2 separate regions of the Mus musculus genome follow, and region 1 is linked to region 2. A link is a loop called in an ENCODE intact Hi-C map of the cell type or tissue named here. Cell type or tissue: heart. All regions are shown on one strand. Each heading gives the region's core, and the rest is flanking DNA. Links, peaks and the distances in the headings are about the cores only.

Region 1 (15,364 bases), core at 4,781-12,780, 82 kb before region 2:
GGCCCAGGCCCATCACGGTACATAATGCTTGCATTTGCTCATTTATGTGGTCTTAAGAAGGATGGCTCTCCTCTTATTGTATCCGTTTCTAGTACAAGTATTCATTTCATTTTACCTTGACAAGCAATAAGAACAGAGAGGCCAAGAAGGTCACAGGCAAAGCTATTAATTTTGCTGCATGCTAGTTGGTTAGCATGTGTAAAATGTGTCACTTTTAATTGAAATAGTATTTGTCGGGCATCTTAAAAAATCTAAATTTTGAGGGGTAAGCTTTTTTACTGAATGCTGAGAAGTGGTGAGTGGAGGATTGGGGAGAGTTTTTAAAACCTCACTAAAGTCTGTGAGTCGCTCTAAGCTGGGATGGGGTGATGGGCATGAGGGGGGCAGTATAATCAGGGCAGAGTGTCTGCCTTCCCTTCCTCCCAAGGTTTGTTTAAAGTCTTGGGTGTTTACAGCTGGCCCTGGCGTGCTGGGTGAATCTCGTGCTATTCATGATGTAGGGAAGGAACATCCTTCTTGTCTCGTGGTCCTGTTTATGGAGTCTGTCGCATTGATGGGTTACAATTGACCGGAAAGATCATTCACTCTCTAGAGGAAGAACACTTAGGAGAGTGATTGGCCCCTGCGGGCATCAGCAAACCCAGCATTTCTCTCATGTGGTGTATTGGGAATATTATTGTAAAAACAGTACTTGCAAAGAGATTTGTACTTAGATAGATGCGTGCTATATACTCCATTTCAAGTAGATTACATCTCAAGTCCTTGAGAAGACTGGACTCGGTGAATGGACCCTGCTGATGTGCTGTTCATATTCTTTGTTCCTGTGCTCCTGGTGAGAGTCACATGGGGCCTTTCCATGAACCTGGTGCAATGTCAGGTGGGGGTGAGTCGGAAGGACCAACTGGCATCTCTCTGGCCCTTTTCTCTGAAATAGACGGCGGATGCGCTTGTGGATTTCTGCCTTGGGTGCCTCTGATTTTCATCTATTTATTTATTTTTACGATGATGTGCATTGAGCTCAGCTTTGTGCATGCTACCACCAAGCCAAACCCCCATCCCTCTTCCTTTATTGTATAGGACATGATAAGAGAGTTGTTTTTAATCGATGAAAATCATTTACATGTCTATTATCATTCTCTTTGAATGAAGAATGTTTGCATATCATGCACATGGGCAAGGGAAACACACATCTAGTAGGACTGACCATGAGTGAGTTCGTAGCGCAAGCTCAGCCATGGAGTCTTCCTTGTTTTTCATTGAAACTTGCACTAAACTGTCAGTTATTCCAGCTTAAGGGATACTTTGTAGCTGCTAAAATTACCAAGGAAACATTCTAGTATAAGAAAGTCATTGCTTAACTTAAAAAAAAAAAAAGGTAAACTGTTACTCCTGGTTTCTGAACCCAGCTGTGTAAATGGCGTTCCAATTCACTGGCGTTGTGAAGTAGCTGAACTCTTGAACTTCACAATGACTTCCTCAGAGGCCGCCGGCTCAGGACTGGAGGGCTATGCTTGTTTTGGCTTCAAGTTGCTTCCACCTTCACTGAGCCAAGCCTTGCACAGAGTTAATATTTTCTACGATTGATTGCTGTGTATTGTTTTTTAGACACTCCAAAATGACCCAGGCACTAGCTGTTTTGTGACACAGCAGAAACCCATCCTAAGCTGGTACTTTCCTCTTCCTTCCAAGAGTGTGTCGCTACAGGTGTGGCCGTTGGACCCTCTGCAGGCTACAGAACCATTTAGAAGGTTTTTAGTACCATACCTATCTTCACCATATCACCAGGGTTCTTTTACCGCCTTACACTCCAGTGTGAGTGTTTTGCCTTGCTGGTGTGAGCCTTGATGGGTAGCTGTTAGTGCTCTGAGCTACCCAAGCCATAGCCACGATGACCATTTAGCTGTCACGTGATCTTACCACTAACCAGGTGTTGCAGAAATGGAGAAAAACCTCTATTTTCTCTAGAGGATGGTCCCGATGAGGCGGTCAAGATTCCGTAGTGCTTTATCTGCCTTAACTGGGGAGTGCCCGTGATGCCCCGCCTACTTTGTTACCTGCCATCATTTTGCCTGGATCACAGGTATGCAGACTTACTAGTTTTTGTTTTGTTTTGTTTTGTTTTGTTTTGTTTTTGTTTTAAGATTAAGTTAGCTTCTTACTTCAAGGACAATGAGAGAGTCCTTGGCTTGTGCCTAAAGCCTGCGGAGTACCGCTCCAGTCACACAGGGGAGAGCCTCACCAAGAGGAGGAGGAAAACCCGGGTCCACCTGTGGGGGTTTCCTGCATGAGCTCTGGTGCCTCCTCCACTCTGTGAACTCTGGAACCACTCCACCCTATTTTTAGCAGCCAGGGGGCTGCTCTGTTTGGGGTAATACTTGCTCCAAAGTATACCACCACTTTCCCCTGTCTTTCTGTAACTGGCCTGGCAGCGATGACGTTATTCTAAAGAGATACTTCAGCCCCTCAGTTTGGCTATCAGGATATTGAAACACTGTATCTCCCCAAATTAAAGGACTCCCAGCAATCTCCTGCAGAGAGAAGAGGAAGCCTAAAGTCAGGGCCTGCAAAAGGAAAACTTTTCTCCTGGAAAGAGATTTGCAACTTGTCAGCCCACTTTGCTGAGGGAGAAAACTTGGCTAAGGCTGCTTCAAATGCATAACTCTGTACTTCTAATTAAGCCTAAACCTCATGCCAAGAGCCTGAAAAGATGGACTTCAGTGAGGCATGGATTGTTTTGTCCCTGATTCCAATATCGATTAAAATCCTCCCCCCCTTCAATGTTATATTTTATTTATTTATTTATTTATTTATTTATTTATGTGCGTGTGCGTGTTATGGAAATCAGAGGGCAAGTTGGAGGAATTTTGTTCCATCATGTGGGACCTGGGAACAAACTCTGATCCTTTATCTGCTAAGCCATCTTTCTGGCCTTACATTTTTACTATTAATTTGGCTCTTTTGATTGGGTTCATTTAAGATAGACGGCTGAACCTGGCCTATTGGGGCATAGACTGTGACCCTAAGTATGGTAACATTTTCTTTAGCTGTACAAGATGGCAAAGTATCTGTGTCCTGTGTCTTGTTCTCAGTTTCAATTCAGCTAAATGTGTGGGAATTTCACTCACAGCAACTAGTTCCTACAGGACACCAACTATCAGGGGCAGGGAAAACTGACAACCACTCACAGACCATTCCTCAGAGCAGCTATCCAAGAACTCAGACTTATGCTTAGAGTTACTAATTCATTATAAAGGCTGTGACAGGGTCCTAGAGGAGTAGCCAGACAGAAGAAATGCAGTGAGGTATGGTTTGCCCATTGTAGGAGGAACGGTGCAGCCTCTTCTGTATAAATTCGGGAGGGGGCTTGGGGGGACAGCTACAAAGGCATCTCCAATAGGAGAACCAATTGAGGACTGCCTGAGAGGCCAAGGATTGTCGATACAGACATTGCCAGTCAATTGGGACCTGCTGTTTAGGAGAGATGCTTTCTTGGGACCAATGGGGCACGGGTGGACAGTATTAAAGGAGCTTGTGGCAGCGTTCAGACAAGCTTGTTGGGCTGTTTTTACCTGCTTCTGGAGTCTGTGTCTGACTCCATGCCACCTCACTTCCAGCCCCCAAGGGCAAGTAGGGTCCAGCAGCAGGCAGTCCAGGGCACAGGCAGCAAGCCCATGCCTTCTCTGAGTACAGCATCCACCTGGCACTGCCATGTCCTTTGGGGAATTTACGAGTCTTCATCTTAGAGACATGTTGTGTTACATCATTGACCATCAGTGATCAGCTGACCTTCAGCCCTCGTCACTCCCTGAGGACAGAGGTTGGTGCTGAAACTTCTAGCTTAAATCAAATATTTGGCTCTTGGGCAAACAGTCTCTATTCTGATAGCCTAGTTCCAATGTTCTAAAGAGGTAGTCTGCAGAGGTTACCTCTTTAGAACAAAAGATGTTCCAATTATCCACAAGATCCAAAGGATTTAGAAGTTCCATTCTGGGTCAAAGGTCAAATATTAGAGCAGAAGACTCCCATCATATCTTGAGCCACGGAGCTGATACCAGTAATGTCTCGTCTTATAGGATCACAGGCTTGTGATCATATGGCGTGAAGGTGAGATTTTACATCTCTGTTCTTCTGGGCACCATAGCCTGTTCCATACACATGTATGGTGCAAGAGAAAGATTTTCGAAAATTTGAATGTCTCAAGTGACATGACCAGCTTGGCAACAGTGCTTCCCCTAACCAGTTTGTATTTCTGTTTGAATGTGCAAATCAGGAAGATGTGAAAGTCCGTGGACAACAGGCAGGATAGGGAAGGAAACAGAAAAACTCCAGAGGATGTCTTAACACTTCCTGGTTCCTGGTGCTAGGATTCTTAGGGAGACACTAGAAACAATGTAAAGATCTGTTAGTGATATAGTTACTGTGATGAGAAATGGCAACATGTAAAAACCTATAGGCACAACAGGAAGAACACGATGGGAATATGCTTGAATAGTCCTAAAGGAAAAAACAAAAACGAAAAGAAGTGCCCCCAACGTGGTCCCAGGTGCCCTAGCTCGGGCCCAGAAAGCCTCCCTCACATTTTCCCAGCTCTTCCAGGCTTCCTAAAATGGAACACCTTAATAGTGGTCATTTATATAAACCTTTTCAAGAAGACAGTTTTGTATTTATGTAGTAGAAGTCTCTATGGTCTGTGCTGACTTCAAATTTGTCAATATTGTACATTTAACTATGATTGAGGCAGCAGATGCTGTCACCGAGTTTAAATATTAGGATGCCAATCATCTAGGAAATAACAAAGTAGCAAAGGACCCTCTGCGTGCTACATTCTTGGTCAAGTGAGGGCTGGGGAGGGGCTGGTTCTGAGCTGAAGTATGCCTTTCTTCATTGGCCACAGTGATCTGGAAGAGATTAGAAACTCACCAAGAAGAGGCCGTTTACCCACATACTGCCCCAGAGATGTAAATCATTAACTTTTGGTGCAGCTGTGGCCCCGAGAGAGTTGGGAAGCTGTTCATTTACCGGCACTGTAGCAGAGGCCAGGGGCTTCAAACCACACTGCCAATTTCTGAGTGTTTCACAGCATTTCGCCTATTCCCGACCAAGATCAAAGATTTTGTTAAGTTGATATTAGAGATGTAGAGGAAGTTTATCTTCGGCAGAAAAGAACAGTTGGAAGCTTTCTGGTCCCACTCAGCTCTAAGTACCCAGGGGACAGGATGCTCCTTTCTCTGGGAAGGTTGAGTGACAGAGACTTTGTCTACATGTTGTTGGTGACAAACCAGATGGGTCTTCACATTCACTTAGTGGTTCTGGAATTCTGGAACACACCCAGCCCATGGGGTATTCTTTGGAATGTTAGTTCCGTGATGATGGATGAAACCCTTCCTGAGGCTGTGGGAGTCTCTTAAACGTCTGTACACGGTTCTACAGACTCTCGTTCTGAACATATCACTATATTGAGATAGATCACAGACTAGGCACATGGTCTAGACCGATGGAGAATGGCTAGCCAGATGGAAGAATACACCAAGGAAAAGATGGACATATGAGCTCTGTGGAAAGCTGAGTCTAAGAACAACAGCATACATGTTCCCAGTGGCTGGAAAAGAGCAGGGAAGGATGGATGGTTTGAGTGACAGGAAGTTGAGCGAGGTCCAAGTACCTGTTGGAGTGGGAAAGAGCGACGTTTAGCTATAGATTGACTTGTGGAGTGTTGTCCACAGAGCCTTATGGTGCTGTCTGCCTGGTTTCTTCTGAGACATTTCAAGAACTGACCAGAATTAAAACCACAGTGAAAAAGTGTTTATCATGTGCAAGGCAATTTTTTTTTTGAAAATTAATTCCCTCAGTCTGTTCAGCAGTCTTGAGTGGACACTGCTGTTCTCTTCACTTGATGATGTGGAAGCTGATGCTGAGAAGTGAATAAGCCATGTTGCTGCAAAAGGAGATGTTGGGGTGTGACTCTAGCAGCTGACCCTCAAGTCTACATGACCTCTTGTTTCCCCAGTTCCTGGAGGGACATTGTCCAGTCTGTAGAGAGCCAGGAATTTCCTTGTGGGATTAGTGCTTGAGTTTTCCCTCCATCCACATGTCTCAGATCAACTGAATTCCCTCCCAGAACTCAATCCCTCTCCTTAAACATTTTTAATGTTTAATTACACGAAGTTCATACTGAGGTTTGCTGGAATTTATTGTATCATTTGGCTTAAGTATAAAGGCAGCTATGTAGCTGTCTCAATACTGCAATGAGGGAAAACTTTAATGTCTGAAGAGCTGGCAAAATCCCTAGCCAGCATTGCAGAGGAATGTATTTTGCCCCATTGTCTTCTCTGGTGATTTGAGTTGTGGGTTGCCCGTGTACCTGTCCATCCTTTGACTGCAAGGGTTGCTTCCTTTATGCCCTCTGGAAGAGACTGTGGACTTTTTCTGTAACTTCTGGGCTTGGGTTTCCTGTTGAGAAAGCACTCAGACACACACACAGACACAGACACACACACACACACACACACACACACACACACACACACACACACACCCCTCCCTTGATACCTCAGACCACTCTTTGTGTAGCCTCTCCTATCTTGATGCTTAGAGAACCTCCTTCTTTTAACTAATTAACGCCCAGAAATTCAAACCATCTTAACCTTACAAACGACACACATTTCCTGTTCCTCTAATCAGCTGCGTCTTATTGCAGTCCTCTCTGAAGATGGCACAGATGGTTCAGCACATGCTTCTGAGAATTGTCAGTGAACCTGAAGTTTTACTGCCCCCCCCCCCCAATCTGCGTCCTCTCATTTGAAAGGAAGATGGAGGATGACAAAGGAACTTGCCTGGTTGGGAAGGGGGTGTCTTGCTGATTTCCGGGTGCTTAGGAGTTCAGAAAACACAGAAAGCAAAATGCCCATTTGCAAACAAGCCCGGTTTAATACAGCCCAGAGACTGAGGCGGGATTCTCAGGGGAGATGGTCTGTCCAGTTTACTCCTCAGTCACCGGCTGATACCTTCCTTGTTTCTATCACTTGCTGAGCTCAAGCAACGCACCACAAACAGATCTATTGAAGGAGTAAAGAGAGAGACAGCCCCTCACCCCAGAGACCTATGACACTGGGTTTTTTAAGCACTGGGGTGTCTGTGTGGGGGGGTGGTGGTGAGAAATAATTAACCCTAAAGAAGAGAGTCTCACAATGTGGTCACAGCTGTCCTAGCTTCCTATGTAGAGCAGGCTGGCCTGGAGCTCCCAGAGATCCACCTGTCATTGGCTGCCTTCGTACTGATGTTAAACATGTGCACTGCTATACCTGGTAGGATTTTTTTTTTTTTTTTGAGACAAGATCTAATGTAGCAGAGGCTGACCCTGAACTTGCTGTGATTATGGGTATGGTCCACCCTGGCCATCCTGTCCATTAACTGCCCCACTCACACCCTCACCCCCAACCAAAGCTTCATCATTTGAAGACCCACTTGGGACCAAGGAGATAATTATATGGTCTTTTTTGGCCTGAAGGCTTAGAACTCAGCAAGGTCTTTGTAGTCTGTTCTTTTCCTCATTTGGGGTTTCTAAACATCCTTTAATGGGGGAAACTGACTCTACAAAGAGGATCGTGATTTTCACTGGTGCTGGTAACATGTCACCTTTGTAGCTAACACTCAGAGTGGAAATCTTACGTTCTGACGAGTGACCGTCCAGTGACACAGCTTAATCACCCAGGGATTGGTATCTTGGATGCCATGCCTCTCCTCCCTGGTCCCATGGACGGCCCTCTCCTATTTTTACTCATGAGATAAGAGAAGCGGAAGTGAAAGTTTCTGTCTGAGCCAAAGAGAGTAAGGGAGACGCTGAGGAGACTCTGGGGTGCGGAGAGTTTGTCTCCGGTGCTCACCGGCTCTTACTGCAGTGCAGAAGAGTCGAGTCTTCCTCTGGATGGAAGGGGCTGCTCTTTCCCCTGGTTGTTTTCTGTTTGCCATGGTTGTCGTGGGAGCTGGAGATGAGGCTCAGCAAGGGGAGAGCTTGTGGAGCAAACAGGAGAACCTCAATGTGATCTCCAGCACCCCTGTGAAAATGTCAAGTGTGGTGGTGTGACATCAGTGTGTGACATCAGTGTGTGACATCAGTGTGTGACATCAGTGCTGGGAAGGTGGAGGCAGGAGGATCTCTGGGACTCAAAGGCTAACCAGCTTAGTGTACAGGGTATGTGATTCAGGCTAATGAGAGACCCCCACACACACCCACACACCCACACACACACAATACATACTCACTTAAAAAAAACTTGCCATGGTGGCCCACCCTCCTCCTCCCTCCTTCCTTGCCTCTGTCCTTCTTTTCTTCCTTCCTTTCTTCCTTCCTTTCTTTCTTTCTTTCTTTCTTTCTTTCTTTCTTTCTTTCTTTCTTTCTTTCTTTCTTTCTTTCACTCCTCTCTCTTTCTGCTATGTTGGGCTATTTTCAATATTACAGGGAAATCTATTCATGAAATGCCCTTTCCTCTGTCCCCTACTTTGCACATTGGGTTCATTTGCTTGGGCTATCGTAATACAGAACACACACACTGAGGTCTTCACGGATAGCAGTTTATTTTCTCACAGCCCTAGAGCCTAGAAGTCCAAGACCGGGGTTCTTAGCAGATTGATTTCAGTGTGGTTTACAGACAGAGGCCAAGGCCTTCTGCGCGTGCTCTGGCCAAGTTTCTCATCTCTTTCTATCAGATTAGGGTCCACGTCTGTGACCTCATTTAACCTCATTTAGCCCAATTACCTCTTGATTGAAAAGGCCCTATCTCTAAATAAGGCCACCTTCTTCAGTATAGGAGGTTAGGTATCAAAATACAGATGTTCTAGGGGACACAGTTCAGCTCAAGAGGATGCCCGCTGTACCTTTGCACCATAACTCTGTAGTTCTAGACCCCCTGAATTATATTCCTGTGTTTCTAGAACCCAGCACACCTCAGCTTATAACTATTCGATGAGTCAAGAATTGGAGCAAGGCAGGGCTTTGTTCTGCTGAACTCATGAAACTATCCAAGCAAGGCCCGCACAGAGCTGACAAAGCTCAGCACACATTTGTGGAGCATTGCTGGCTGGGTAGGTGGCATAGACATATGAAAGTTCAAGGCACGACAGAAGAATGTGTCTCAAAATGTTCTAAGTGGTGAGAAAACAGGGATGGTTCTGTTGTGGTTGTTGTTGGCTCCAAGGCTTGAAGCAATAATCCTAAGTGGAAAATCTCATAGTGAAGACAGCCCATTAGGACAAACTTTACATCCAGCCCTTGTTTGCTGCATCACGGGGGTATAAAGATTTTAGGTCAAGTCATTTAGGTAGACACTGCATTTTTATCTGTTAGTTATATTATTTCATGAGCACGCATGTGTTGTGTATGTGGGGCTGTATATGTGCATGTGTGTTCACGCCCATGCACATGACTGTGGGAGCCAGAGGAGGATGCTGCCTTTTGTTCTCTACCTAATTCCACTTTATTCACTTGAGGCAGGGTCTCTTACTATACCTGAAGCTTGCCATTTTGCCTAGACTGGCTTGTAGTAAGAACTTTGGTTTCTTTAAAAACCAAAGACATATTATAAGAACATGTTTTCATTCAATCCCAGGTGTGGGGTATGGGACTGACTGCTTCGGATTGTCCACAGCAGCTGATTTGCCTTGTCCTCTAGCAGGGGCGTGGTTTGCCAGCTGCAGATAGTTTCCACGAGTATGTGACATTTGGAATTCTGGGGACTCTTTAGAAGATATAGAAATGCTAGGGCCCCAATAGGCCATGTGTGGGTTGTTGGTTGGTTGCGGTTTGTTAAGTAGTCATGGGCAAAATGGAAATAACAAGAAGAAGAAGAAAAAAAAATAGATGTCATGATGTTGAAGACCAAATTTGCCCTAAGGAACTGGATGCCCCTTATCAGCAGGAAGCAGTCTAACAATAAAGTCACCCTCCTTCTCTGCTACCCTTCTCTCTCTCCTATCTAGTGTGAGGGGGTGGAGAAGGGTGGAAGAAAGAACAACCCACAACATAGCAAGTGTCCAGATGTACTGGCTAGCCAGTGAGATCCCCAGAGTTTAACACCTGCTTCTGCTTCTGCTGTCCCCAGTTCGGGAGTCACAGGCATACATCATCATGCCTAACTTTTACATAAGTGCCAGGAGATTTAACTCCAGTCCTCACACTAGCAAACAAGCCGCGTTACCCACCGAGCCACCCCTCCAACCCTGACACTGTAGTTTTAAAATGGTGATTGGACTATTTATAGCCATGTTAAATTCTTTTATTCAGTAGACACAGTGGGATAATGCTGCCTTTCCTTCACTTAAGGCGTAGCTGCAGAGGAGGGGGCTGTAAAACCCTGCATTCCGTGAGCCAAAGTGCTGGAATCTATTTAACTCAGGGTACCAAGGTGATGGTGCCATCTCACAGGAGAGCACGAAGCCCTTTGTCTCTGAACTTTTCAAGTAGGCACTTTCTTTTTTGGCTGAGATTCCTGCCTGCAGCAATTCCTTCTGTGTTCATTTGTAAATAGCCATGCCTAACATTTCTGTGATCCCTTCTTTGGAGACCTTAGGTTATTGGGAATTTCCAGATTGGAAATTTTTATAATTCAAAGAGATTGGATTCAATTTTCACAAACCAGAGATTTACCAACATAATGAATCATGTGGAATGAAATGATCAAGAGAGACTTGGATTTCTTCCTGATGTCTTCAGAAGCATCATTTACATATGGTAATTGCTCACCTGACTCAGAGGCGAGTCTGCTAAGAACTCACCTGCTGGTCCCCATCACTGTGAAGACTTTAAAGAAGACCATGATGGAGTCATTTTAATGCATCCTTGGTTTCTTCCTAGGAACCTGCCGTTATAATTATGGCTTATTGGAGGGAGCATTCTGTCCCCAGTTGAGCCACGCAATAACATTATGCAGGGAAAAAAAATAAGCACACTTAGCACTCTAGAATCTTCCGTGGATGGCTCTAATTACACGGGGAGCACTTGTCTGGCTTGAGTGTGTTTTAAGAATCCAGTCCTTCAAGTAGCACTGATGTCCGGTTTTGAAACAGCAGTGTGCTGCTTCACCACGGATCCTCCTCAGGCCCTGCGTACTTCAGCAGACAGAATCAAGTGCTTGTGCTTCAGCTTTGAAGAGCACCAGAAACCCTGTTTATTAAAACAGTTCTCTTTGGCACTTTGTAGCATTAGGATAATGCGGCCTTAGCAGAGGTAGAGTGTCTCCTGAACACTTACCAGAAGGAGGATTGCTCTTCCCCACAGTGCCCTGCCTTTCTGAGGATGGTTTTTTGTTTGTTTGTTTGTTTGTTTGTTTGTTGTTTTTATTTGCTTGTTTTATCCATGGTCCTCTTTCTACATGCTATTCTCCCCTCCTCCCTCTCTCTGTCTCTCTGTCTCAGCTTCTCTCTCTCTCTCTCTCTCTCTCTCTCTCTCTCTCTCTCTCTCTCTCCCTGTTGTTGAAGATAGGGTCTCCTTATATTGTCCAGGCTGTCCTGAAACTCACTGTGTATCCTAGCATGGCTTCAACCCCATCATGATACAAGACAGGGAGCCAATAGACCTGAAGATCACAGTTCCCAAGGCTTTTGAGCAGCGGCTTTCAGGTTCATTGTTTCATGCCCAAGAAGAATGATAAGTGTGGGCAAGGAATAAACAGGAGGAAGTAGATTTATTAAGAAAAATTCCTGAGTGGGAAGTGTTGTCCCAAGACACATGCTTTCAGTGGGCCCTTTTGTGAAGTGGATAGAGGCTGATTGGTAATTGATCATTTTTTGAAGGCATCAAAAGCTTAACTTGTGAGGAGCCCACACACCTTCTGTATCCTCCTAGGCCCAAGTGAAGGAGTGATCCCATCATGCATTGCTCCTCCCACCATGCATCATGGTCACCTTTGTCAGCTTTCTCTCAAGTCATAAGCCACTGACTTGGTCACTTCCTTTTTCTCTTCTAAAACAGTGCGACTGGCTTCTAATCTATCACAGGCTCCTGTTGTCGCTTCCTGTGAGAAGCTAACTCCTGTCTCATTGGCAGCTTCTGTGCTAGGACTGCATGCCTGCACCACCACATTCAGCCTAGAGCATCTTCCCAGAGAGAAGAAACAGCAGGTACCCTGGCTGTCAGGCATGTTTTCTGTAGTGCTCTTATCATACAGACTCCTTTTTAGACATTAACACTTTTAGCTAAGTGGTGGTAAGAAGACGACTCTGAAATCTAGCAGATCGACTTACAACAAACAGATCTGTCCATCACTTGAGTTTGCCTAACTGTCTCCACACGCGGCCTCCAGGGTGCTGCGCAATGTTTCCGTGCTTCTTTTGTGCAGAGGGGTCTAGTAACATGTATTGTATGTGTAAATGGTTTTAAAATGTCACTCACCAAATAATGCATTATGACTGCTTTGTGGCCAAAACTATTAGAGCCACCAAAAGCTGCTGTATCTATCCATGCTCACCCTCCTTCCTCCTTCTACTGTGGGCTGTCACACCCAGCAAGAAGCCCTGCTTCACACCCCTCCACTGTCGTCCATCCACCTGCCCCCCCCTCCATCTTGCTCATCTAGCCAGGCGTTCACACTGTGCTGTGAAGAGAATTACTGTTTGCAGCTCCTTGTGTGGGGGACATTTATCAACTCCATGTCAGGCTGTAGTTTGAAGTCTTTTATTTTCTCTGTCAGCTTCTTTGGTGATGGTTCCCTGGCAGTTCCTCCAAAGAGCACAGGGGAAGGTCTATTCATACCACTTTCTAGGAACAGAAAGATAGAGTTGCGTTTCTATCATCCATTTCCTCAAGTTGGAAGCAAAATGGTATTGTGATGAAAGCAGTTATAAGCAACTTACAAAAGAAGGCATGTGTCCTCTTTTTAAACCAGTGATTTTAACATGCATATTATTTGTTCGCAAGTAAGTTATCCTCTGGAAAGCTTTGCAGTAGGCTGACTAAAATATAAGCGATATTAATTTGTTGGAATATGAATGATCTGCCCTTTCCTCTTTCTTGTGGTACTAGGGGTTGAAGCTAGGGCCTTGCTAAGTTCTACCATTGAGCTGCACTCTGGTCTCAAAATGGTTTGAGGGGCTGATGAGGTTTTAGGAAGAGCAAGAAAATGACTGAAGGCCAGCACAGTGGCACTGTGGGTACTTTGTCCTTGTCATGGCTCTGTGAAACAGGCCTGTGATCCTGGCTCTGTGGATGAGGAGCATGAAGCCAAGTGTGGCCAAGCCATTACACAGCAGTATGTGGCTGAGCTGGCCAGGAGGCTAGCCCTACTCTCCCAAGCCCGGGGTACAATGGCTTGTTTAATGTCTACAGAATTAGGGAGCAAGAATGATGTTGTTGTCAGAAGGAAAGGAGGGAGGACATTTCAGGAAAGAAAAGAAGCAAAATGTTGGAGGGGTGGACGAGAGCTGCACATGAGCCATGATGCTCAGGGCACAGTGGGCAGACAAATCCGGCCGGAGGAGAGGCTAGCATCAGGCTGGGGAGGAAAGGCAAGCGAGCAGAAGGTCAGGGCCTCCGCCAGACAGGTGGAGACAGAACAGTTGCTTTCATCACCTGGGAGGGATTTTTTTTAACCACTTCTGAGGACACCTTACAAAGGCGACCTTGAAGTTTTTCAGTGTATGTTGTACACAAGAGCAAGATTGTAGGTCACTGAATGCCAACTGTGCTGCTGGGCAGGCTAGCCTTAATGGCAGAAATTTCACAACATCTACTGGGAAGTGAACGGCAGTCAGTGGGTACTGAGAGAGGAAGAATGCGTTTTCTTAAGGGACAAGTCTGTGATAGGATGTGTTATCCATCCCAAGTGGTCATCCCTAACACATGCACATAGACAGACTCGATAGGGTGCATGTATGTGTGTGTATAGAGGAAATAATAGTGTCATGAATTCACGAGTGACTTAGGAAGATAGGAGGGGGTGGATTGGGAAAAAAAGTGTCAGAAATAATGTAAATGAGGTACTCATGTAAAATAAAATAAAATTCTTTAATGCATGGCAAAAACTATTGCAGATCATGCCACTAGGCCAGACATTTTCCTTCAAGGGGCCAACTTTGTCCATGTTATTTGATTTTGGACAATCATGGGAATATGGCTCGGGGTGGGCATATAATTTCTGTAATGAAGGAGACCACCTGGCTTATAGAAGAAGTCCAACATATCCACTGTCAGCTCTCCAGAGGGTCTATCTGCTGACCTCTGGTTTCCTATTTATTTACAGACAAAGCCTCTCACATGCTGGCCTTGTTTAGTACATAATAGCTGGAGTTTGCTGTGTAGACAAAGGTTCAAGAGGCCAGCCATACAGACAGGACTGACAGTAGGCACTTGGGAGTCAAGTGCATATCTCAGAAGTTAGGTAAGAAAGGATTTCTAAGAATGATTGTCATATTCTGTGACTTTTCCTGGGGATACATGAACAAATGTGAATTTACCTTAGACTGGGAACAAATAGAAGAAAAGATTCCACTCAAGTTTACTGTGGAGAGCCAGTAAAGTTCACGTTACTGACAGAGGTCTGGCCGACATGGGTACCAAGCTATATCTCTGGAACTCCCCGCCTGGTTTGCAGGCAGCTCCCTTGAAGAATTTCCTCTTCACCAGCTATTACTGCTAACTGCTGTAATAACTCTGGGGGAGGGCCTGGGCGTCTTATGGTTTTCTTGGAAGTTTCCTGTGCCAAAGCTCTTCTCCCACCTTCCATCTAGGAGATAACTTTCCAATCTGAAGGAAATAGCTACCCAACATAGGGAGTCTATGATGTCAAGTGTACATTTATTGGTGTTTTAAAACGGTGTGGAAAACCAGGAAGCAATAGGTGCAGAAAAAGAGAGACCTAATTAAAAAAAAAAAAAGCCAGTGGTCAGATCAGTTTATAGCCATGAGTTAGAAAGACCCAGGCATTCCAGCTGTGAATGTAAGATGTGGCGTAATGGCCCTAGATATAGAAGTTAATGTGCAATCCCACTTGTTCCAGATGAAGTTAAGTAAAATGGCTTGCCATCGTCCTTTGGCTTTACAGCCTCTGTGAGTCCTGTTTCTGGCCCCTGATGCTATGGGAATGAGACTCTCCCTTTATGCCTGTTTGACTGTTCACGCCTTATTTTTATGACCTTTCTTATCATAAGCAACCCATCCCCCTATGCAAAGCCCATCTATGTTCCTGGCTCCAGCAGTTTCCACTATGGCTGCTGCTGTTCTGAGCCTGTGGGCCCCCCTGCCAAGCTCAAGAGCAGGGATAGGCAAGGTCAGGGACACAGAAGCCTGAGGTGGGCTGGGCCGTGGGGGAGGAGCGTATGAACAAAGTCGGGATCCGCTGACCTTAACGTGCAGCGATTCCAGCTACAGCATGGA
Region 2 (15,364 bases), core at 4,850-12,849:
TTCAGCATGGATGCTATTCCCCAGCCCCTTCTCCACCTGCATCCTGCTGCCTCTTGTCTTCTTCTCTGTGCACAGTCCTTTGAGACTTCCAAACCACAATGCTGTCATAGCTTCTCCATCTCTATTCATGTACGGTGCATGGTCCCTCGAGAGCAAAGCCATCCTTCTGCCTAGATGTCCTTGGTGCTTACAGGGAATCTGGCTCATAGGTGGCTTTCAAGTTAGCAAAGAAATGAACAAACTCCAGTGAGATTCATTTTGGCTTAACCTTGACACTGACAGAATTTCTGATTTTACTTTGTTGACACCAGCACCACCAGCTTTTCCTGAGCCCATCATGCTAAGAGTGGCCTCTTAGTGTTAAGGCTAGTTTTTGAGAACAAAAAGTAACTCCCAGTTCTTTGTGCAAATGCCATAAAATTTTAACATCCAACTTCCGAGCCCCTTGCAAAGGTAAGAAAATTACTCACAAGACCATTCTGCGAAACACTTCATACCTTTCAGTTTGAAAGTGAAAGACCCCATCTCTGTCAGTGTTGACGATGGCAGTGTGGACTGTGGAACAGCTTGGACGCTGAGAATGGACGTGATCTCAATAGGCCCCCAGGTTCCCTTTGTTTATTGAAACAGAAACACCAGGGAAGAACAAGACTAGCTTTGAAAATAACTTGGTACACACATAGGTGAAGTAGCCTTACCTCCCAGTAGGTAGCCGAGAATAAATGGGTCTCCCTAGCTGTTGTTCCAGGATATTTTTAGAAAGAAAGAGCCCTGGTAGAAAAATAAATGTAAACAATTCAAAGAGAAGAGACCCCAGGCAGTTTGGTGCTGCTTTTTATTTCTGTCTCATCAAGGGGAGAAAAGTAGAAACTGAGCAAAACCCATAGAAGGGAATGGGGGTGGATCTTCCTCCCCTCATAGGATGCTGTGGATAATGTACGGTTTGCTCTGAACACGTGTAGCTCAGAGGGCAGCTTATAGACAACCTGAAGAACCTTCTACAAAATTCCTGTTCGTATTGCCCATTGCAATTTTATTTGAGAAAAGATTTTTGTTGCTTTCATGATAGTTTTTAGCTTCTAAATGAACGGCATTTATTTACCATAGAATTTGAACTTTCAGTACCATTCTAGTACTGCTCTCAAAAGGCTTGGTTTCTTTCTTTTTTTCTTTTTTTTTTCTTTCTTTCTTTCTTTCTTTCTTTCTTTCTTCCTTCCTTCCTTCCTTGTTTTCTTTCTTTCTCTTCCTTCCTTCCTTCCTTCCTTTCTTTCTTCCTTCCTTCCTTCCTTCCTTGTTTTCTTACTTTCTCTTCCTTCCTTCCTTCCTTCCTTCCTTCCTTTCTTTCTTTCTTCCTTCCTTGTTTTCTTTCTTTCTCTTTCTTCCTTCCTTCCTTCTTTCCTTTCTTTCTTCCTTCCTTGTTTTCTTTCTTTCTCTTTCTTCCTTTCTTTCTTCCTTCCTTTCTTTCTTTCTTTCTTTCTCTCTCTCTCTCTCTTTCTTTCTTTCTTTCTTTCTTTCTTTCTTTCTTTCAGAATCTTCTAAGGGGAATTGATGAACCTGATAACCTAATTTTAGACCTCCTGAAATTTGGCAGATGGATGGTATTTATAGTGTTCTGAATCAGTTCCTATTAGAAACTTAAAAATAGTTACACATTAGAGAATATATTTAAGATAGAAAAGACTTTTTTTTTTAACCCTAAATCCAGTGCCCGTAGATTTGTTTTTAGCAACCTAAGCTGTGTGTGCATTTTGGTAGCAATTTCTAAAGAGGCTTTTTGTACTCTCTCCATTCTCTTTCCTGTGTGATGCTGCTGTTGTCATGGAAACAGATCTTGGAGTCGCTTTGTTATACAGCGTAAGGGACTCCCTGATATGGAGATTAACCACAGGTTGCTGTCATCCACACACAGTTGTGTATGATGCATTTTGTACAAAACTTAGAACACTGTGTTTTTGAGGTCACACCATTTTTGACATCTGTGCATGAAGCGCAAACACATCAGGGTGTCGGCCATGGGCTCCCTAAAATGGGCTCATAGTACTCCTTTCCTAAGTAAGTGAATTCTGTCCCTGTTCAAGGCAGACTTCTCACTACATGTCCAGTTAAGGGCAGCACGTTGAGAAAGGAAGGCTTGGGTGCTTTTGTTTGTTTGTCTTAAGTGCCATGGGAAAGGAACATGGCCTCCAATGAAGGGGATTTCTGTTTAAAATATCCAGTCTCATGTAGGTGCATTTGGCTCCTGGGATGAAAATGGGCTGTGTACAATGTTGTGTTTGGGTGTGCTCAGAGCTCTGGAGTTAGAAAGGTTTATCACCAAGCTTTCATGTTGTAAGATAACCCAGTCAGATACAAAAGCAGGACACTGCGACATTGTAGCTTTGGTCATCGGGGTGTGAGATGGGATGGATGCTCAGCACCGGAAGGTGCCGTGGGCTCTCACGGCCACAGGATTGTTTTGGCTTCAGTTTTTGTCACCATTGGTGGCTCTTCACAGTCATACTGAAAATGTAATAGAGGAATAGAAGACTTGCAGTGTCTGGTGTTTGGTAGATGCTAATCCCCCTACTCCCGGTCCATTTGGTTTTCCTAGGGTGGTGGACCCTGAAGAAACTTCTTAGATCTGCAGCCTCAGGATCCCCTGGGAACTTGGTAGAAACACAGAGACCCAGGAGCCACAGAAGAGCTGGTCACAGGCTCTCTGTGTGAGGCACTGTACTTGGGAAGCTTTGGCCTATGACACTTTCCTGGGAATTTCAGTTCCTATTGCTGATGTTGTCATGGGGTGGGGGTGGGGGGGGTTGGGACAGTGTGGTGATGGTGGTGTGTGTGTATGTGTGTGTGTGTCTGTCTGTCTGTCTGTATGTGTGTCCTGTTGGGATCAAACCCACAGCTTGCACATGCTAAGAACATGCTCTGTCACTGAACTGTACACCCTCATGAGCCCAGATTTATTTTGGCTATGATTGAGTATAGCTCTTATTGATATTTAAGGCTCCAGCCCTGCAGTGAGCTCATCCATGCCATGGTTCAAAGAAGGTATGGGATGAGGTGGTTTTGGGCTCTTGGGTTGTGGGAAGAACAGAATGAGAACCTCTCTGTGTATTTATCTTACTACCCAGGAGCAAGATAAACTCCAGTTCTCAACATTAGCCATTATTTACCTCTAAATTCCAAGTGTCCAGATGTATTCGCCACAGTCAGCTCACACTTTGGGGTCAGGCTGAAGAAGTAATTAATCATGTTCTTTTCTAATTCCAACGTTATTCGTTCTGACCCTTGTGGGACTTGGTTTCTGGGCTTTGCAAACCAAAAGGTTTATCTTAGGCTTACCACAAGAGAGGGAATTCAGTCCCAAATGAAGCTAGTTTAGAGACAACAAAATTCATGTAGGACTGCCATTCCTGAATTGACTGACTTTAAAAGCCCAATTTAAAACCAAGTCTTGTGATGATTTTAAAGTCTACTGGCACTGGGAGATGAGGAACCTCATCTCAGAGACATTTCAGATACCAAGTGTGACATGTGGTATTTGAAGGACTCTCGGGGGATCTGCTCACTTGAAACAGTGAAACTGTAGCTTCAACTAATTTTGACACTGGGTTTTTCTAAAACAGTCTCTGGGCTCCAAGAATGTGGCATAAATGACTCGATTAAGTTCAATTCTTTTCTAAGAAACATTGAAAGTTAATTCCCCCCACCCCCATGATGGCTATTCTTGGTTGTCAACGTGACTATATCTGGTACTAAAAACCAAACCTAGAGGGCACACCTGTGAGAGATTTTTGCTTAATTTGAAATAGGAAGATTGATTTCTAATTTGGACCTTTTAGTTAGGAACACACATCTTCAGTCCATCCAAAGACATGCCTTCAGTCCAGATCTGGAGTTGGAAAGATACACCTTTCATTTGGGCCACACCTTCTGCTGGAAGCCTATACAAGTTTATACGTGGAAGAAGGAAGTTTCTGCTCTTGGCCCGTTTGCCCTTGCCTTGCTAGCTCATCCATTCATTCACTGGCATTAGAGCCTACTTCTTCAGGAATCCAGTATCTGCTGAACCAGCTGAGACCAGCCGAACACCAGATCAGGCCTCCTGAACTGAGAAATTACTGGATTGTTGGACTTTCAGGTCACAGACAGCCGTGTGTGTGTGTGTGTGTGTGTGTGTGTGTGTAGAGGAATTTTCATCCAGCAAAATGGCTACTCTAGCAAGGGATCATATCCAAAGACCTAGGTCTGTGTGATCCAGCTGGAGATGTGTATGTGTATGTGTATGTGTGTGTGTTTGTGTGTGTTCTGTATATCTTTAATCCCCCTGACTGGAAGGAATACAGACACATCTTTAGTACACAACTTTAATCCCAAACAATGATGTCTATTTGAGGGGCAGACAAAGTGACAAATCAGAGAAAGATCTGACAGAATGAATCAGAGATAGGATAAGATGAACTCCTACAGGAAAACACAGGAAAAAGAGGCTACTTAAGACCAGCAACAGAGAAAAGGGGGTGGGGTGTGTGTGTGTAAGTTTTACAGAGACAGGTTGCAGAGAGAGCAAGCTAGATAAAAGTGAAGACAGAAACCAGAGATGATAATGAGCCAGAAGATTAAAACATATTGCCAAAATTTATATGAGCGATTCAGTCAGAAGCTGAGAGAAGCCAGATTGAATCAGTCAGCTTGGAATATTAGGTTGTATGGAGGCTAGAAGCTTCCGGGGTTAGGCCTAGGAATAATTAGAACAGACAAAGAAATACTCTGGGCTCAGCTCAAGCTGTGTATTGGCACAGCTTGGATCCAGCTCTTATCCCTCCATCAGAGGAAATAAAAGAGACATTTACATATATATGTAGTATATAATTTATGTAATGCATATATAGAGATTCATTTTGTAAGTTCTGTTACTCTGAGAATTCTGACTAATAGACTTCCATTTCTTGAGCTAATTAGGATACTTAAAAGTTATCTTCCAGTTAGGAAGGGATTAATCTAGCCTAACTGGGCCCATCTTGGGATGATGTCTGTGGAAAGAAGCCCAGCCTGCAGCAGACTGAGTCTCCTGATGGGGAGTTGAGCTTCTTGGGCTTATGGATCTGTACCATGTGTGTAGGAAGAGAAAATGAGGTCTGTGATTGTTCTGTCCCTCGACTCTTTGGAAGGCAGGAATGCTGGCTCAGGAAATGGGAGACCCAGTTTCTAGCTTTAGACAAGTCAAAATGCTGCATGTTCTTGGGGAATAAGAGATTTGTGCGAAGAAAGAATTTAGAAGCAGACTCATATTTAGTTCACCTCAGCTAATGTGCATTCTCTCTCCCTTTTTAACGTGCGTCTGTCTACATGATATGTAGCGTGTGCGCGCTTATGTTTGCTTGAGTGGACGCACATGTGTGGAGGCCAGAGGGCAACCTGGGATCTTTATCCTCACCTTCCAGCTTGTGTCAGGCAGAGACTCTTATTCACTACTGTGTATGCCAAGCTAGCTGGTCACAAGCTTCCAGGGACTTCTCTGTTGTCACCTCCCATTTCTTCATAGTCACAATCTGGCTTGTATTCTGTATGGTGGAGAGAGAAGTATTCCCTCCCCATCTGGATCACAGATCTCTCCAGCACAAAGCTCTTGGGTAAAGTGCAGGCAGAGTGATTGGCCTTGTGTCTGTGGGTAATACTGTTAGCAATCTCTGGTGCCCAGGGCAACCCTGAGAAGCCAGCTGGGTCAGGGTAGGACTACCTAAGCTTTATAAAGCCCTCTCTTTTTGCTTTCAAGCTTGTTATTTCTGTTGACTTGTTATTTGGTGCTATTTTATTTAAAGCTCTTTAGCTGAGGGGGACCTTGAACTCTGACTTTCCTGTTTCTACCTCCTAAGTACTAGAAAGCAACACCATGTCAGTTTCTATGTAATGCTGTGGTGAATTGAACCCAGAGCTCTGGGCATGCCAGGCAGGCACTCTTCCAACTGAGCTACATTCCAAGTCTCTAGTAATATCTTTATGGGTTTTTAATCTCTGTTATGTTGCACAACAAAAGAGTTCTTGTCTATGGTCAAAGATATGAGAATTCCCAGAGGAAATAATGGCAGACGAGCCCAAAACAGGGCAAGGTGACATTTGGGGACAGGGCTGGAAGCTTCTTGTGTTCTCTCTCTCTCTCTCTCTCTCTCTCTCTCTCTCTCCCTCTCCCTCTCCCTCTCCCTCTCCCTCTCTTTCTCTCTCTCTCTCTCTCTCTCTCTCTCTCTCTCTCTCTCTCTCTCTCTCTCTCTCTCTGGGTCTCAGTCCAGGATTTGATTACCTTATATCATAAAGTAGCCAAGTTCTTTGCTTACAAGTAGAGAAGTACTTTGGGGAATAGGGACCAGCAACTCAAAACAAATGGGAAGCATGGTGAGAGACAACAGTGCAAGACAGAGGTCATGTGTAAAACAGTGCAGACAACATGGCTAGTCTGAACTTTAAGAAGGAGGTGATGTCAGACCATCCACTTGGGTCTGTCATTAGCTGGTGTATAATATATACACATGTGGCTTGTTTAAAAATCAAAGTGATGTCAGGCAGGGTGGCACATGGATTTAATCCAAGCACTCTAGAGGCAGAGGCAAAGGCAGGTGGATCTTTGTGAGACCAAGGCCAGCCTGATCTATACTGCAAGTTCCTGGACAGTCAGCACTAAATAAAGAGGCTGTGCCACAGGAGGAAGAAGAAGAAGATGAAGAAGAAGGAGAAGAAGGAGAAAAAAGAGAAGAAGAAGAAGAAGAAGAAGAAGAAGAAGAAGAAGAAGAAGAAGAAGAAGAAGAAGAAGAAGAAGAGGAAGAAGAAGAGGAAGAGGAAGAGGAGGAAGTGGAGGAGGAAGAGGAGGAGGAAGCAGAGCGGGAGGGAGAGGGAGGGAGAAAGAGAGGGAGAGAGAAAGGACAGGGTGGGTCAAGCCCCAAAGATTGAGTGGCTGGGCAGCATCCACTGTGTGTCCACTGTGCGGCACCTTGGACTCTGCTCCTGTGCTGGGCTATGCCTTGACAAGATCTTCAGTGCCATTTCTTCCCCAGATCTGTTATGGCTTCTGGAGCCACTGTTGGTGCTCTCCAGTTTCCAACAGTGTCGAGAAGTTGCTATGGGAGACGTGAGGAGAAGTAGGAACAGAGGAGATGCACTCTGTGTTTGGGCCACGTCACTGGGAAAGGTCGACCTTGAGTATGCTCACACTGCCACTTTGGCTTCAAGAAAACAGATGCAGGATCATTCAGTCAATATAGAATTTCAAAATATAGGTCAGTGACCCCCAAACCCAGCTGTCCAGTTGAATCTTGTGAGTTACTTTCCAGAATGAGTTTCACAGGCTATTACTCCACTTACGTTGATATTCATCCCAGAAAGACCAGGATGAAAAACAAGGAGAAACCTTGACCTCTGCCTCAGCACCTAGCACGCTTTCTAGTTCTGTGACCTTTCAATAGGTCACTTAGCCTGCCTAACCCAGCATCCTCATCTGGGGGCAGAAGACACGGAGCTTAAGATGACTTTAAGAAAATGACACACATGAAAAGCTTATTGCTCACATCACAGGAATCTCTCAGAAAATATTAACTAATTTCTATTCTTAACCAGAATTTGCACATCAGGTGCTGGCTTGGTACTGTGGAAATGCGCAAAAGATCAAGAGTCTCGCATTCCTCCCTGTCGATTATCTGACTGAAAGGCCTGGGGAAGCCAGTGCACACGGGTAGCCAGTAGGGTCTGGGACAGAAACCACTCTGCTTGAAAGTTCGAATTACAAGAAGGTGCCAAAAGGATGTAACTTGCATTTAGGCGAGGTTCTGGGTGGTGCTGGAGAAAATGGAAGAGGCTAGAGGCTTGAGAGGCTTTTCAGAGCAGGCATCCGAGGGACTCACAACGAGCCGAAGTGCTTTCTGACGATGCCGACATCTCTAATACTAGACTCTGACTAATTGCTATTTATAGCTGCTTGTATTCAAAAGCTTGTTTATGCCATAAGTGGGGCCGAAAAAGAATTGTCAGCTGAAGGGCGTGGAAAGCACTCTGAGCTCAGAGTCTGCTTTTCAAAATCCATGAGCCATCTCCACTCCTAGCTAGCTGGGTGACCTTAGACAAGCTACCGGGTGTGCTCTGTTCCCTCACTGAACACAGGATGCAGGGTGGAGCTTGTGCTAAGAAAGGGAACAACCGCCAGGCTTCTGTGTCTAACATTCAGCATCCATGCCTGACAAAATGCCCTGCAAGATGCTGGTTATATGTGCTCAGTCTTTAATCTCTTCTTCTGTCTAAAAGGACCGTCCTCTATGGAAGACTGCTTTTCAAATGTAATACCCACATTGAGGTTTCTATAAAGAACGTTTGGGTTCTGCTTATCTGCATAGACAACGTACCTCATGGTTCTGTTAGACGTGTCTTCCCTCACCAGGTTCATCTCTTCCCACTCCGGATTCTTCTGCCAAGAGATCATACCATAATGATGATGCCACCCCTGTACACAGAAATAATGCAAGATGTGACCCTTGGGTGTGTAAGGCATATTGCAAAGTAGCCACAAACCTTCACCTTAGACAGCGTGTTCTTTCGTAGGGTGTGTTTGCCCCTTCATCAGACAGGAGGTGGATTCTATTTCCCCTCACTCAGAGACTGTTATTTCCTCAGCCAGTACAAGGCAATTGAAGTGGAACTGTGAGAGTTCTCAAGTGAAGCATTCGTAGACCCCACAGTTTCTAATCTCATGCACTCTCTGGAAGCTTCTTGGAGGCTGCCCTGCCTGTCCTACCCCAAAGATGGGAGGCATGTGGAGCAGAGAGGCTCCCCTACCAAGGCAGCACTTTTCTGCCAGACCCTCAGCTTCCCACCCCCACCCTTTCTGAAGCAGCCACATAAACCCCATGAAGCTCCCACATGCCTGCAGCTGCACGGGGCCTTCCACCTTTAAATGTCAGTCAGTGTCAATACAAATAGGTTGTATTAGTACTAATTGAAAGTGGTAAATATTTATGCATTTGTCAATATATATTGACATATTTTCCATCGGTTAGGCGTGCTGTTGGTTTGAGAAGATTGGAAAATGCCTTTTGCATATTAAATCATCCCCTCAGAGGCAGTGTTTGGAGTAGAAAATACCTAAAGCTTGGTTTCCCACTATTGTGTGCCTCTCATAGGGAGGACGGTTATACTGTGTCTTCTTCAATGGCAGAAGAGTCTAGGGCCTGTGGTCCTGCTCCAGATGGGTGCACAGCATCCTTAGAGTGTCCCTAGCAAGCCACTGTACTAAGATAACCTGGCCAGTATCTGGTTTCATTCTGGGGACTGAGGCCTTTATTTTTTTTTTTTATTACATTTATCATCATCATCCTCACTATCATCACCACCACCATCATCACCATCCTCATGAAGAGTTGCGAATAGACACTCACATTCCACAGAATCTATCTGGAGGTCAGAAGCCAATCTGCAAGTGTCGATTTTCTCCTTCCATTGTTTCAGTCCTGGAGAGTAAACCGAGGTCTCACAGGCTTCAAGACACATTGCTTTAGTAGAAGTGTTGATAAATGTCACGACTCAGCTACAGGACAAAAATGGATACCCATCTTCATGATTTAATACAAATATCAACACTTCACTCTCCACATGCCTCTCTTCCTCTATCCCTCTACCCCTGGATTGAGCCCAAGGCCCCTGGTACTTCAGGCAAGCCATCTTGTTACATTTCTAGCCCTTCTCCTTTGATTTCAAAGGCCATTTGTTGTTTGTTTGTTTGTTTGTTTTTAACTCAGGAGAAAGTCCCTCCCTACTTGTATAAGATGTATAAGAGCTTTATAAACAATATTTTACTTAATTTCCTTGCTAATGACACTTCATATAAAACAAACAAATAATAAAAGCCATTTTGGTTGCTTATTGTCTTAAGTTGCTTATTGGTTGCTTATAGTGGTTATATGTCATATGGTAAAGGGACTGGTCTAAAATTGGTATATGGTAATGGGAAACTTTGAGAAATTGTGTGTGCTAACCATTTGGCCACACAGAGACTGTATGCAGTGAGAAAAACTAGTCTACATGTTACCTAAATGAAATGTCAATAAAGCCTTTTAGTTGTCTTTGTTCTTTAGGACCAGGTCTTTTATAGTCCAGGTTGGCATAAGGCTCACTGCATAGTGAAGCTTGGCTGTGAACTCTGTATCCTCCTGCCTCTGCCACGCTGGGGTTACAAGGCATGTACCATCATACCTGGGGAAAATTAATTAATTCTTTTTCCATAGTGTTAAGAATTAAACCTAGGGCCTTGTACATACTATACAAACACTACCACTGAGCTACACTCTATCCTAAGAGAAAACATATTAGTGGAAGGAATTAATAAAACAGGTTTCAAAGTAAATATATAGTTGAAGTATATGTGTGTATGTCTCTCTCTCTCTCTCTCTCTCTCTCTCTCTCTCTCTGTGTGTGTGTGTGTGTGTGTGTGTGTGTGTGTGTGTGTGTGTGTGTGTGTTTCAGAGATGATTTTCTGTGGCAATGATTGGATGGCTCTTAAATAAAATAAACAGGTGGTTTACTTCCTGATAAATTTGTACCAATTTACTGTGGTCACCTAATGAACCACCATAGAGTTCTGTGACTTTTAAGCAACCATACTTCTCTCCCATAATCCACAAGTCCTGGGCTCCTTGTTAGGAAGCTGTACATCTATTATATTCCATGGTTTCCCACCCCCCCTTGCCCCCCCCCCCCGTCCTCCTAGAGGAGGCAGCTAGCCTGGCTGCATTCAACAGCTAGAAGTACCACTTCCTTCTAAGCCTGTAATGGGGACTCTGTCACCTCTTGTCATATTTGAGCAAGTCAGTCACAAGACTAAGCCTAAAGTCTAGAGACATAGGAAAGCACCCTGTTTTTAGGGATGCGTGTTCCAAAGGAGGGAGTGGCCAGAATGAGGAGTGAGGAGCTGGAGCTGGTCATCAAGTCTGAGTGATGCTGTAAGGATGAACAAAAGATAAAGCATGGCAGAGATGGGAAGGAGTACTTTGTGTGTGTGTGTGGGGGGGGGGGGCATCACTATCTGAATATCATTGTACCATGGCTTGCAAGCTGTAGTTCATTGGGCCCTATTCCTCTAAGGCCTAACCTTGTTGAATCATGTGCCATTCCCATCTGTTCCCACATTGCCTGTGTTGTGTGTAGCTGTCTGTTGGTAGCAGTGTGTCTGAGAATCTCAGATAGAGGTTGTATGGCTACAAAATGTAGATGTTTACCATGTATCTCTCTGCAGATAGGATTCGGTATTCCTCTTTTACAGATGCAACTAAATGGTTTAAGAGAAGTGAATTCAGCTACAGTTCTATGTCTCTGGCTGCCCCAGTTCCTTTTAGGGCTTTTCTGATAAGCTTTACATTCTGGTTCTTGTGTGTTTTTATAAAACAGTTGAAATAAAGCGATAATATAATCCTGATGCCTCGCTTTTGTTACACGCAGCCAACACAAATCACACCTGCAAGCTACAATCCCTCAAAGTTCACGAGTCTTGGCAAATTACAGAATGCAGAGCACAGATGAGGGAACTAGTTGCTAATTTTGCTTTGCTATTAATGTTTTGTGGCTGTGAGGGTCATTCATGATGTTAGACAATAGGGCCATTGTTTCTGTTCTGCTGAAAGACAGTCTGATTGTGTTTTTATAGAACACGATGCAGACCCACTCTCCCTGATCCCAATGAAAAATGCCACAGACCTTTGTCTGCCCAAACCGCCTTCTGTCAGCTTTGGGGCTGAGTAGGGGCTGATTATCCATGGCTAATGGGTTAGTAAATATTCAGACTGCTTCCTAGTTTCCTTTCTTGCTGTATGTGTATGTATGATTATGCATACTCATGTATGTGTTTATGTGTTATGTATGCATGTATGATTTATGTATGTGTTTATGTATATATTACATATATTTTGGTGATGCTGTTTTTTAGCCCAGGGCCTCAATCTGCTACACAAGTATTCTGAACTTCACCTCCAGCCCCCCCTCTTGAATGAATAAGTAAACTTCTTGTAATATATTACAAAAAAAGTTTTAAAAGACAAAAACTATCCATTTTGCATTGCTTACCACTATGATGACAAGTACAATGATTTTATTAAATGGGAGACCTTTATGATTAAAAACAATCACTTCAGTTACTTTAGATAAAATGTTTTTAAAAATGTAACATAAAACTGCTGCAGGCACACTGTTACAAATATGTAGCAGCAGTGTTTGTTTACAAGTATAGAACAAAGACCCTCTAAGACATGCACGTCCTAGCTTCTAGAGTGACAGTTCTCAACCTTCCTCATTCTATGACCCCTTAACACAGCAGTTCATGCTGTGATGACCCCATCATAAAATCATTTTCTTTGCTACTTCACAACTGTAATTTTGCTACTTTTATGAATAATAATGTAAATATCTGTGTTTTCTGATGGTCTCAGATGACCCCTGTGAAAAGGTCATTCTATCCTCAATGTGGTTGAGACCCAACATTTAGAACTGCTGTTCTAGAAATTGTGGGGATTATCTGTGCTGCAGAAAGTGATTTGTAGATGTTAAAGAGTTAAGAGTCTTGAGAGGAAAGATGGTTGTGGATATTTTGGGTGGGCCTTGTGTTATCTCAGGGGTCCTTTTAAAAGTAAGGCAGGAAGGTTGAAATCAGAGCAGGTAAAACTGCAGAGGGCTCTGGATGCTGTGGTTGAAGATGAAGCAGATGGTACTTCTAACAGCCAAGGAATAAGATGGCCTCTCAATGGTAAGAAAAAGCAGGCAACACCAAAAATTAAATAGCTTTAAAAATGAATAATTTCAAGCTGGGCAGTGGTGCTGCACGCCTTTAATCCCAGCACTTAGGAGGCAGAGGCAGGCAGATTTCTAAGTGCAAAGCCAGCCTGGTCTACAGAGTGAGTTCCAGGACAGCCAGGGCTATACAGAGAAACCCTGTCTCGGAAAAAAAAAAAATAGTCATTTCCTAGTCTTGCCCCATCTCTCTAGACCCTGTGACCTTGTAAAGTGTCACTCCTAGAGTAAAGGGTGTAATGACACTCCTTCTGTCCTCTGTGGAGCTACAGTCTGGGCTGTGGCAGTTATAGATCTCAGGCTCCTTGTCTACCAGGCTGTGCGTGTAAGGGCAGAGTCACCATGACTTAGTGAACTCTTTCTGGTCTTATGGTGGGGTGCTCCCCATGGGGGGGGGGGGGATGATTCCAGAATGCACAGTCAGTCCTTCCATCCCCTTTCACAAGTAAAAGGAGTCTTTAAATTTTTTTCATTTTCTTTTTACTTATCCCAAATGGATGGTTTTGTTTGTTTGTTTGTTTGTTTGTTTTTCCAATAAAAAGATGCTCCTGGTGGAAAGCCCCTAATGGCAGCACCCTAGGGATGCTGCTCATTGCTGAAGTCCTCATGCCAGGTCCCTAAGTACTGCAGTTCCTGGCTTAGCTGGCTAAATCATAGTCAAAATCCTCTTCCTAAAGCCTCAGAATAAGCCACTGATTACACTGGCCCGATGTGCAGGCTAATCAAATGCTCTTGATATTATAGCTGACTCACTCAGATCCTCTCCCCCCTCATCTCCTGCTTCCATCTTTATCTGCCCTTGCAGATCTTCTGCATACAGAGAGGTGACCTGAGATGGGGAGGACATAAACGCCGTCAGTCACCGTGGACCAAATAATGAGTCACACAGTCTCGGCTTTGGGTTGTCTATACTGCACCTTTGACGGTTCTTGGAAAGTCAGTGATTTGGTTTGGCTCCAATCCCAAGTTCAGTTTCCTTTGGTTGCTTCCTGCATAATGTGTCCTGGCTGGAATCCTTACTGTCTTGGGGTTTGTCAAGGAAAGATTCTGAAACATCAGAATGGAGATGCGTGTCAGCTGTTTTTCCCCTTGTAGTGAAAAATGCCTGACAGAAGCAGCTTAAGGAAGGAAATGTTTGCCTTGGCTCACAGTTCAAGGATTCACAGTTCATTATGGCGGGAAGACTTGACCGCTGACTGGTCTAAGTATGCCCACATCTACAGTCAGGAGTAGGGGGAGATTAATTCTGATGCTTAACTCTCTCTATCTTTTTTTAAACCCCAGTAGTTCACAGTCCCGAACCCTGGGATATTTAGGATAGGTCCTCTCAGCTCAGCTATCCCTTACATGCATACTCAGATGCTTGTATTTCTATGGTATATCCTAGGTATTATCAATTGATGACCAACACTATATTTGAATATATATACATATATATGTATATACTTATTAAATGTATCAATAATTATTAATATCACATATAAATATATATGTATGTGTGTTTATACAATAATATATATTGATAGTCTATTACTGTATACTATATGTGTATATATTTACATGTAATAATATATATTCTATCATGGCCTTATTTGATTCAAGCAATGTAAGGAGAAATTAAGCAAAGAATATACTGGCTGAAAATATCCCGTATCTGAAATGCTTAGGGCCATAAGTGCCTCATATTTTACAATGTTTTCTTATATTTTATTATCTGATCATTCCTAATGTCCCCTCTGAAATGTAAAAGGCTTGGAGCATTTAATTTTTGCAGATCAAAGATGCCCAATCTTTTAAAAATTAAGTTGAGAGACTTCAGAATGACAAGTCTTGCAAACACTTGCAGATATGAATGGCAGAATAAGTTCACATTCTGACACACCAGCAGTTTTTGAGGCTTCCTCCAAACAGGAGGACTGAAAATACTTGGACAGTGGAGAAATGTCAGCCAGCATCTGTTTTTGTTTGCAGTTTTAGTTTTGTTTTGTTTTGTTTTGTTTTGTGGTTTGAGTTTGTTTTCTGGTTGTATGGATGGCTGGGTATAAAAGGCAGAACATGGACTTTACAGTTTGCTGCCTCTTTTACAGCTCTCCGTTTGACTCTTGGGTTCTACCAGGGTGAAAATGAATGTTTTTGTAGCATCCTCTCCCTGTTGCCTGCTCCTAAAAAAGGGGAAGGAGACACAGGCTCCAGATCACTGTGCACTTGCTGTCAGAAAGGTCAGTTTCATGTTTTTCAAGCACAGGAAAAAAAGACCCCTGGTGCACTAGATGACATTCTTAGCTCAAGCCGGGCCAGACAATCCAGGGATTTCTTTCTTGCATTTCTGTTACAATTTCTATGCCACCATGGACCTTGTGGAAACAGCTGCAAGCCAAAGCATGAATTTCCTGCCTGTCATGCCTTTTTACATCCACGTTGTCATCAGCTGGGCTTTGGCATGCTCTATAGAGCTGATGGATTCCAGGCAACATGGTATCTTTAAGTCCTTGGAGCAAACAGGTTTCAGAACAATCGGATTTGTCCCCAAGAGTGTCTTCATACTCCTTATCCCAGTCCTTGAAAG

Evidence for each region. Hi-C counts contacts between places; a loop is a spot of excess contacts. Peaks named below come from ENCODE experiments on the same cell type or tissue, not always from the same donor. Only the 100,000 strongest peaks of a DNase experiment are listed, where the experiment ranks them.
Region 1: a loop joins it to region 2, with 2.0 times the contacts of the local background. A loop is called at or near these places in 2 of 42 quality-filtered maps.

What each region holds. Positions count from the first base shown.
Region 1 is chr11:108,241,012-108,256,375 of GRCm38, reverse strand. All of the region lies in intron 2 of Prkca (protein kinase C, alpha), which reads left to right. Among named protein-coding and RNA genes, the nearest start is that of Gm11655, 76 kb to the right of the region's middle. In heart, for the core only: no CTCF peak of the experiment used is centred there; a DNase peak (open chromatin) is centred at 7,785; H3K4me3 peaks cover 737 bases; H3K27ac peaks cover 3,132 bases.
Region 2 is chr11:108,158,594-108,173,957 of GRCm38, reverse strand. The region is part of intron 3 of Prkca (protein kinase C, alpha); the gene reads left to right. Gm11655 (a long non-coding RNA gene) reads right to left here and starts at 1,020. Exons shown (of 3, transcript XR_003949784.1): 1 at 1-1,020. In heart, for the core only: no CTCF peak of the experiment used is centred there; a DNase peak (open chromatin) is centred at 8,037; H3K4me3 peaks cover 258 bases; H3K27ac peaks cover 2,392 bases.